2 separate regions of the Homo sapiens genome follow, and region 1 is linked to region 2. Evidence: chromatin contacts called from ENCODE Hi-C or POLR2A ChIA-PET data. All regions are on one chromosome and are shown on one strand. The core of a region is the stretch at or near the end of the contact, and the rest is flanking DNA. Distances in the headings are between cores, read along the strand shown. Region 1 has its middle 13 kb from the start of LINC01954. Region 2 holds the start of TAF1B (TATA-box binding protein associated factor, RNA polymerase I subunit B).

The links. A loop is a pair of places that touch in the nucleus more often than their neighbours do. ChIA-PET counts read pairs that join two places held with the same protein, here RNA polymerase II (POLR2A). Pooled maps may share reads with other maps.
Region 1: a pooled map shows a loop between it and region 2 (8-fold over the local background). The contact joins the enhancer-like site here to the promoter of TAF1B in region 2. A Hi-C loop is called at or near these places in 2 of 50 pooled maps. POLR2A ChIA-PET finds 5 or more read pairs at or near these places in 2 of 52 experiments (activated CD4-positive, alpha-beta T cell and activated T-cell).

Annotation. Positions count from the first base shown.
Region 1 is chr2:10,862,737-10,866,923 of GRCh38, reverse strand. No RefSeq gene overlaps it. Among named protein-coding and RNA genes, the nearest start is that of LINC01954, 13 kb to the left of the region's middle. RefSeq lists silencers at 1,792-1,961, 2,992-3,041. Within about 2 kb of position 1,788, at least 3 of the 41 ENCODE cell types and tissues checked have a DNase peak (open chromatin) inside an H3K27ac peak, as active enhancers do.
Region 2 is chr2:9,840,986-9,844,960 of GRCh38, reverse strand. TAF1B (TATA-box binding protein associated factor, RNA polymerase I subunit B) reads right to left here and starts at 1,487. Exons shown (of 15, transcript NM_005680.3): 1 at 1,402-1,487. The coding sequence starts at 1,419. RefSeq lists a silencer at 1,127-1,206.

The DNA of each region.
Region 1 (4,187 bases), core at 539-3,038, 1.0 Mb before region 2:
GGCAGCAAACAAAGATTTTTTTCAAACACCAAATAGCTCAGCATTGAATGGAACAAGCTTTTATGAACTCCTTTCCCCATTCCTCATTCTTTTAGAGAAAAAGTAGCTTTAATATCCCCCAAGGACATTATAGCATTTGCAGAGAACTGGGAACTACTGCTGATTGATTTAACTTCCTCAGCAAGAATTGATGACCCCATGAGTGCTCCCCAGGAGCTTCCAGAATCCCTGAAAGTGATTTTTCCCTGGTCTGAAGACTCTACCTTATAAATTCGCTGACCGTCATCACCCCTCTTTCTGGATGGCAACTGTCTGGTTTTCTCTGGGAAGCATCTGTTCTGCGAAAAAGACCTCATATCTTCTCAGTTAATACAGAGTGTTCACACATATGTGATCTGCTCCACAATACTGAGGACAGAGTTGTCTTCTTCCCAGTTTCACGGATAGGGAAGCTTTGGGGTGGGGGCAGTGTTACCTGACTAAGGAGGCTTTGGGGCGGGAGTAGTGTTCAGCTGACTTGCTCAGGAAGAGCGTTCTTGAACTCTGTTCCTGGTCTCTGATCCCCTGTCAATGTCACAGCTAAATGCTCTCATTTTGCACAATAAGTGTGTGCATTGGAATAAATTGTGTTAAATAAGTGAATCAACTCATGGGCAAACAATTAAATGCAAAATGACAACTCAATAATTAGAGCTATTTGAACATCAGCCAGAGAGAACTAACACAAAAATAAACAGGAGGAGGAGAGGGAAGAGGGAGGAACAAAGGAGAGAAGAAGTGCACCTGTGGTTCCTAGTGGTCACTGTTCGATTAGATTCTACTTCCCCATCATGTGCTGGGCACCGGGCTGGGCACTGAGACTCAGAGGTGACTCAGCAGAAGTCCCCCAGGGACCCACTCGCTTTGTCATAGCTCCTCTACACCGTGTCGACCTGCCAGAAACTGGCAGTGAGGGATGAACTTGTCTCTGGGGCTAAGCCATGCTGGTTTTTTCACCATCACACACGATAGGACTCCAAGGTCTTCCAGCGTTCTGATCACACCCTCCGTGAGACACGCTGAGTTTGCCGGTGATCTCCAATGCAGGGTGCTTCATCATTTATAAGATGCTTCCACATTCCATGTCTCATATGTGCCTCGAAATCCCTCTGAGAAGAAGGTACTGTAACCAGCTCCATCTTGTAGAAGAGGTAAATTTACCCTCAGAGGGGCAAATAACTTGCCCAACGTCAAGTAACTAATAAGAGACCAAGCCAAGACCTGAACTCAGGTCTTCATAGCTCCAAATCTAGCTTTTCACCCTTCCCAGTTGCCTCTAGGTCCCGTGCCAGACACCTCATTTATGCACACATACATATGTCTAACTTGGCACATAGAGGCCAGACAAATTTGGAACTGGGTACAATTCAAATTCGTGGGTACAATTCAAATTCGCCTTGACTCTGACTGTGTGAGCAATGTGTGCCCTTTGAAGGAAACTATTTGCACCTGTTTCCGAGAGAGATCTGAAATGGGTGAAGTAATGCCTATGGATGAGACTTGTAAATTGCTGAGCCACGCAAACATGGGTTAATGCCAAGGTCGAGGCTGCTCTGTGTCTGCTAGCCAGCAGGAAATAGAACTGGGGCACAGATAATGCCACAAGACCTCCTAGGACTCTCTCCAGACTGCCCAGCTGACAGTCCCCCACCCCGGCCCCTTCCACATCTTCACCATATCCTAAAGCCACCATGCCTCCATCAACAAAAATATAGTTTAAAATACATTTGATGACTCTCAGTAAAGAACAGAACGGCGCATGGCGCCCTGGCATCTTAGCAGGTGTAGGTTCTGCCAAAGGAAGCCCTTGTGGCTTTCAGCAGCATTGCACACTTCTTCAAAAGTGAAAACTGAATCTCACCTTCTCGGTAGACACTAAACCAGAAAGCGAGTTTCAGATCTATATTTTGAAGTGTTTCGTGAAGCACTCCACTGGAAATAGAGATGCCTTTGCTTTTTACCAAATGCACAGAGTAGCCGGTTTCTAAGCTCTGGAGGTGATCCTGTTTTTTTCAGGGATGTGGTTCCAAGGGGTAACATTGAGCTTTATAAGGAATTCTCTTACAAATGTTGTTTTCCCAATAACTAATGGTCCCATTCAAACCTGAGTACATTGCCTTTTAAATTTCTAAGTGGTTTAATAATAGAACCGCTCCATTAACTCTGACACATGCTTGGGAATCAAGCAAAGAAATGAAGAGACGGCTGGAAAAACAAGCAACCGCAGCCGTGTGCGCTCCTGAGTCCTAAATGCTAGCGAGCTCAGCGGCTGAGATTTTATATCAAAAAGCCATGACCGGGAGCTCTTTGTCTGTGTGGGTCACAGAAGGATCGTCCTAACTTCTCTGCTCCTCCCAAGCCAGCCCCCTCCTTCCCTACAGAAAGGCCATCCTCCACTCCCTCCCGTCACCGCACCCACTATCTCCTGCTTTCTTCCCCTAAGAGTTCAGGCGTCCCTCCTGCTGTTTCAAACACTCCCTGGCCTGGCTACTATGAGGGACTGCAGTTTATTCACCAAGAACAGCTCTAGCTTCACTTCATTCCTCTCTCCTTCTGGAAAAGATTTAAGACCACAATTCACAGAATTAGCCCTGCTTTCCGATAGAATCCAATCCAAGGAGGAAAGCTCCGCATCCTTAAAACCTCTTCCAAATCCCCTAATGCAGCCCAAGTGAGCAGGTCCTTCCTGAACCCCTCTCCTGAGACACCCCAGGGCCTTGCGCAGTGTGCTCCCTTCCTGGTTGCAATGAGCCCAGGGTTGTTCAGATGCTGGTCTGTGGCTTGAGCTGAAGGGCACTGACCACATCCTCATTTGTTTACAGAAGGGGTTTCGTGTGTGTGTGCGCGTGTGTGTGTGTGTTTGTGTGGGTGTGTGTATGTGTTTTCTTTACTTCTTCTTTTTTTTTTTTGACACAGGGTCTCGCTCTGTATCCAGGCTGAAGTGCAGTGTCGTTAACACAGCTGACTCACTGCAACCACCACCTCTCAGGCTCAAGCGATCCTCCCACCTCAGCCTCCCAAGTAGCTGGAACTATAGACACGCACCACCACACCCACCCAGCCAATTTTTTGGTTTTTTGTAGAGATGGGGTAGTGTCATGTTGCCCAGGTTGGTCTCAAATTCCTGGACTCAAGTGATCCTCCCACCTCGGCCTCCCAAAGTGCTGGAATTACAGACATAAGCCATGGTGCCCAATCCAGAAGGGATTTCATACATGCTTTTTGTAATGGAGTCTCACACCTATTATGACGATAGTGAGATTATTTTCATGTCTATAATGAACCACATTATCATCCCTCTAAACGCCTCCTCTCCTGGTAGGCTTTCCTGAACTACGTCTCTGCCACTTTCCTGCACGTAATCCTCTTCTTGATGCTTCTCTGATCCCCAAAGGAGAGCACCTGCAGGTTTCTGCTCTTGGTTTTTCTCTGTACATCGTCTCCCTCAGTTACTTCATCCCTGCCTATCTTATCCTCTCCCTTCCATGTGAAGAACTTCCACACCAGGGCTCCAGCCCTGACCTCTTCCAGCCACCTGCTGGACACCTGCTCCCTAACCCCGGTGTCCTGCCAGCATGTCAGCGTCAGCAGTCACACCAAGCCTGTCACCTCCCCGCACAGAGCTGACTGCACCTGACCCCCTCGTCCCTGCTCACAGCCTGCCCTCCCAGACCCTGAAGGACCAGAAGCAGGGGTGCCACCCCGGAGTCTCCCTCCCTCTGGCCTGCACATCCAGTCAGCACCATGACCCGCATCGATTTCTACAGGCACAGCTCATGCCAAGAGAAGCCGGGAATGCAGAGGCCCAGGGCGGGAGATCATGGTGGCTCTTCGTTTTGCTTGCACTGAGAAACTAAAAACCCAGAGAGGAGTGATAACATGACCTGGGTCCATCCACTGGGGGAGACCAAGCCAGGACTGGCCCCGTGTGTTCAAGCTGCCTTCCTCTTCCCCGCCAGGCAGCGCCTCCTGCATCCCTCAGGACCCTCATGGACCTACCGCAGCCACCTCCCAGCCGGCCTCCCTGCTCCACTCTCCTTTAGCCACCTGCCTCCCGCGGCCAGCAGCACAGCTCACTCCCCAGTCTGAAGCCATCAGTGTCTTCCCAGTCACTGCAGGTCACACAGAGACCCCCATCTTCTCCCGGC
Region 2 (3,975 bases), core at 238-2,737:
AACCAAAGATGAGTAAACAAAGCTCCTTGAAAATACTGTGAGAAGATGACAAACAAGTATAGAGAAGACTTTTAAAAAATGCAAATACAATTTGGAACTCCTCCAGGACACTAAAAGCGCATACCACAGAGGAACTAGATTTGTAATGGTTTCAAGTTTCGATTTATTCACTCGGCAGCATAAGGGGTATCAACTATGTGTGTACCAGGCTTTTTACTAGGTGCTGGGGATTCAATGGTGAGCAAAACAGACCAGACATGATCCCTAGTCTGGGTATACGCTAGCTAATGGTGAGTTACAATTATTCATTTCATCAGCCTAGCATTTACAGAAGTTAGCCAACCATCATCAGTAAACATTTTTTAAGCCTCTACTATAAGACCGTACTGCTCCTGTATATACAGGCCTAATTCTCTGATCCCCAACTCTTTGGAGTTTGACTTGTTGTTAGCATTGATCTAATTATCGAGTATCATTTAATACCATCAAAGCGTGTGCCATTTGGCCGAGGGCGGGGGATCACCCCTATAATCCCAGCACTTTGCGAGGCTGAGGCAGGAAGATCGCCTGAGCCCAGGAGTTCAATACCAGTCTGGACAACATAGCGAGACCCCTGCCCCTACAAAAAATTAAAAAAAAAAAAATTAGCCGGGCTTGGTGGTGCATGTCTGTAGCCCTAGCTCATTGGAAGGCTGAGGCGGAAGGATCTCTCGAGCCCAGGATTCGAGGCTGCAGTGAGCCGTGATCGTGCCACTGTACTCCAGCCTGGGGGAAGAAGTGAGATCTTGTCTCAAAAATAAAAAACAAAAATGTGCCATTTTACGTAGTACCTAAAACAAAACAAAATGCATGCCAAATCAATTTTGGCAACTTGGTAAAGTGTTCAGTGACCCCGTACTAACACTACGATGAATGATAGCTGGACAATTTGGGGAGTTCCCAAACCCGAATTTAGAATCCCTGCTGGAGACAGTGGCAAGGATTCCCGGAGAGACCGACAGGGGTTACCCGGCGGCATCTCAGGTTCCAACCCCTGCCCCTCCCTCACCCACCCCAGCATTAAAGGGAACTTGTGGGTGGTCCAGTCTCGAGGATGAGCCCTGTGGGTGGCCACCCCACAAAACCCACAGCTTCATCCTTAAACACACCCATAACGACAAACACCACACCCTCCCTCCCCCACAACCTCGCCGAGCCAGAAACTCCAGCCTCTTTACCAAAGCCGCGCGCGCATGCGGCCGGCCAGCCCCAGTCCTTAGCCCGCCCTGCAGCCCTCCGCCCCGCCTTCCTCCAGCCGGTGGCGTCGCCGCCCCAACCCGCGGCGTCCTCCGCCGCTCCTCCTCAGCTTCTCTCTCCTCCGGCCCCGGCGATCGTGGCCCGCCAGGTGCACCGCCTCCTTACCGCCTCCTCGAGGTCCATCGCGGCGCCGCGGGAGCTTCCACAGCCGGGACCCGTTACCCGGGTAGCGAGCGCAGCTTCCGGGAAAGGCTGGAGAAGCTTCCGGCCGGAAACGCGAGATCCGCGCCTAGGATTCCGTGCGCCTGCGCGGCAGGGAAACCGCGCGCTCGGGGGCGAGGCTCCGCAAAGCTCGCAGACCCCTCGCGGACTACCTAACTTTCCTACTCTTGAGAACCAAAACCAACCAATAAGAAAGTGGGCGACGCCTACTGCTGAGTGGTTTGATCAAGCTCCGTTCCGACGATCATTCATTCCAAGACAGACTTGCTCCTCCGGCGGCACGGGGGGTCGGACAAGGCCGTGCTCGCGAGCGCGGGCTCTGTCCTCTGTGGGTTCCGCCCTCCGTGGGTTCTGCCCTCCGAGTCTCGCCCCTTGCTGGCTTTTTTAAGGGGAAGCCTCGGGGCTTGGAGGAAAGCTCACGGGCTGTGAGTTAGACCTAGGTTTCTAATCACGGCTCTCCTGCTTACTTGTGCCTCAGTTTACTCCTCTGTAAGAATTAGATGTTATCTGTGAGCCCCTTATAATTGAGTCTCCACCGGGCGTGCTGGTTCACGCCTGTAATCCTGGGGAGGCTGAGTCGGGAGGATTGCTTGAGGCCAGGAGTTGGAGACCAGCCGGGGCAACAAAGCGAGACCCCTTCTCTGCATAAGTAAATAACTGAATAAATAAATGCATGAGTGAATATAATTGAGTCTCAGTAAGTGCTCAATAAATTTAGCTCTTATTGTTTCTTCATCTAACACATTCATTCCTTGTTTTATTTATTAAACAGGAACTGGTTTGTGTCCTGGGGATTCAGCAGTGAACAAAGTAAACAAAAGTCCTTGCCTTCATGGAGATTGTATTCTGATGGGGAGAGACAAAAATAAATAAGGAAAATATGTGGTATGTTAAGTGGTGGTGAGTTCCAAGGAGAAAAATAAAGAGGAGAGGAGAATGGGAACAACAAGGTGATTTCAGTCTGAAATGTGATGTTCAAGAGAGATCTCATTGAGAAGAGGATTTTTGATATAATCGTACATCCCAAGAAGTTAGAAAAAAGATTAAACTGAAAAATAATGGGATGAAGGAAATGTTTAAAAAAGAGAAATTAATAAAAGAGAAAGCAAGCTTCGATAGGCTCCACAAAGGCTTGCTGTGGTGGCTGGTGCCTGTAATCCCATCACTGTGGGAGGCGAAGGCGGGCAGATTGCTGGAGGGCGGGAGTTGGAGACCAGCCTGCCCAACATATTGAGTCCTCATCTCTATAGGCTGGAGTACAATGGTTCAATCTCAGCTCAGTGCAGCCTCCACCTCCCAGGTTCAAGCAATTCTCCTGCCTCAGCCTCCCAAGTAGCTGGGATTATAGGCACGCGCCACGACGCCTGGCGAATTTTTGTATTTTTAGTAGAGACGGGGTTTCACCAGGTTGGCTGGGCTGATCTCGAACTCCTGACCTCAAGTGATCTGCCCACCTCGGCCTCCCAAAGTGCTAGGATTACAGGCGTGAGCCACCACGCCCAGCCTAAAAGATATTTTTTAAGAAGAGAGTCTCAACCAACTAACATTAGCTCTTTGAAAATACTAATACATTCGATAAACTCTGGAAAGATTGATCAAAAAGAAAAGAGCCCAGCTTGGTGATGCACACCTACAGTCCTAGCTACTTGGGAGGATGAGACGGGAGGTTTGCTTGAGCTCAAGGCTGCAGTGAGCTATAATCGGGCCACTGTGCTCCAGTCTGAGCAACGGAGCAAAGAAAATCAAAATAAACTGATATCAGTGGCATCACTAACCAATATGTAGGGGCATCACTGCAAATACCACAGACATTAAAAAGATCATAAGGGCATATTCTGAACAACTCTAGGCCAATAAATGTGAAAATTCCACCAATTTTTTTTTTTAAGACAGTCTTGCTCTTTCACCCAGTCTGGAGTGCAGTGGCACCATCTCAGCCCACTGCAACCTCCGCTTCCCAGGTTCAAGCAATTCTCCTGCCTCAGCCTCCTAAATAGCTGGGACTACAGGCGCCTACCACCACACCTGGCTAAGTTTTGTATTTTTAGTAGAGATGGAGTTTCACCATATTGGCCAGGCTGATCTTGAACTCCTGACCTGCCCACCTCGGCCTCCCAAAGTACTGGGGTTACAGGCATGAGCCACCACGCCTGGCCAAATTCTACCAAATTTTTAAGAAAGAAATAGGCCAGTCATGGTGGCTCACGCCTGTAATCCCACCACTTTAGGAGGCTGAGGCAGGAGAATATTTGAGGCCAGGAGTTCGAGACCAGCCTGACCAACATGACAAAACCTCGTCTCTACTAAAAATACAAAAATTAGCTGGGCATGGTGTTGCACGCCTGTAATCCTAGCTACCTGGGAGGCTGAGGCACAAGAATTGCTTGAACCTGGGAGGCAGAGGTTGCAGTGGGCCAAGATCATGCCATTGCACTCCAGCCTGGTTGATAGAGAGAGACTCTGTCTCAATAATAATAATAATTTTAAAAAGAAATAAATAACACCCATCTTATACAG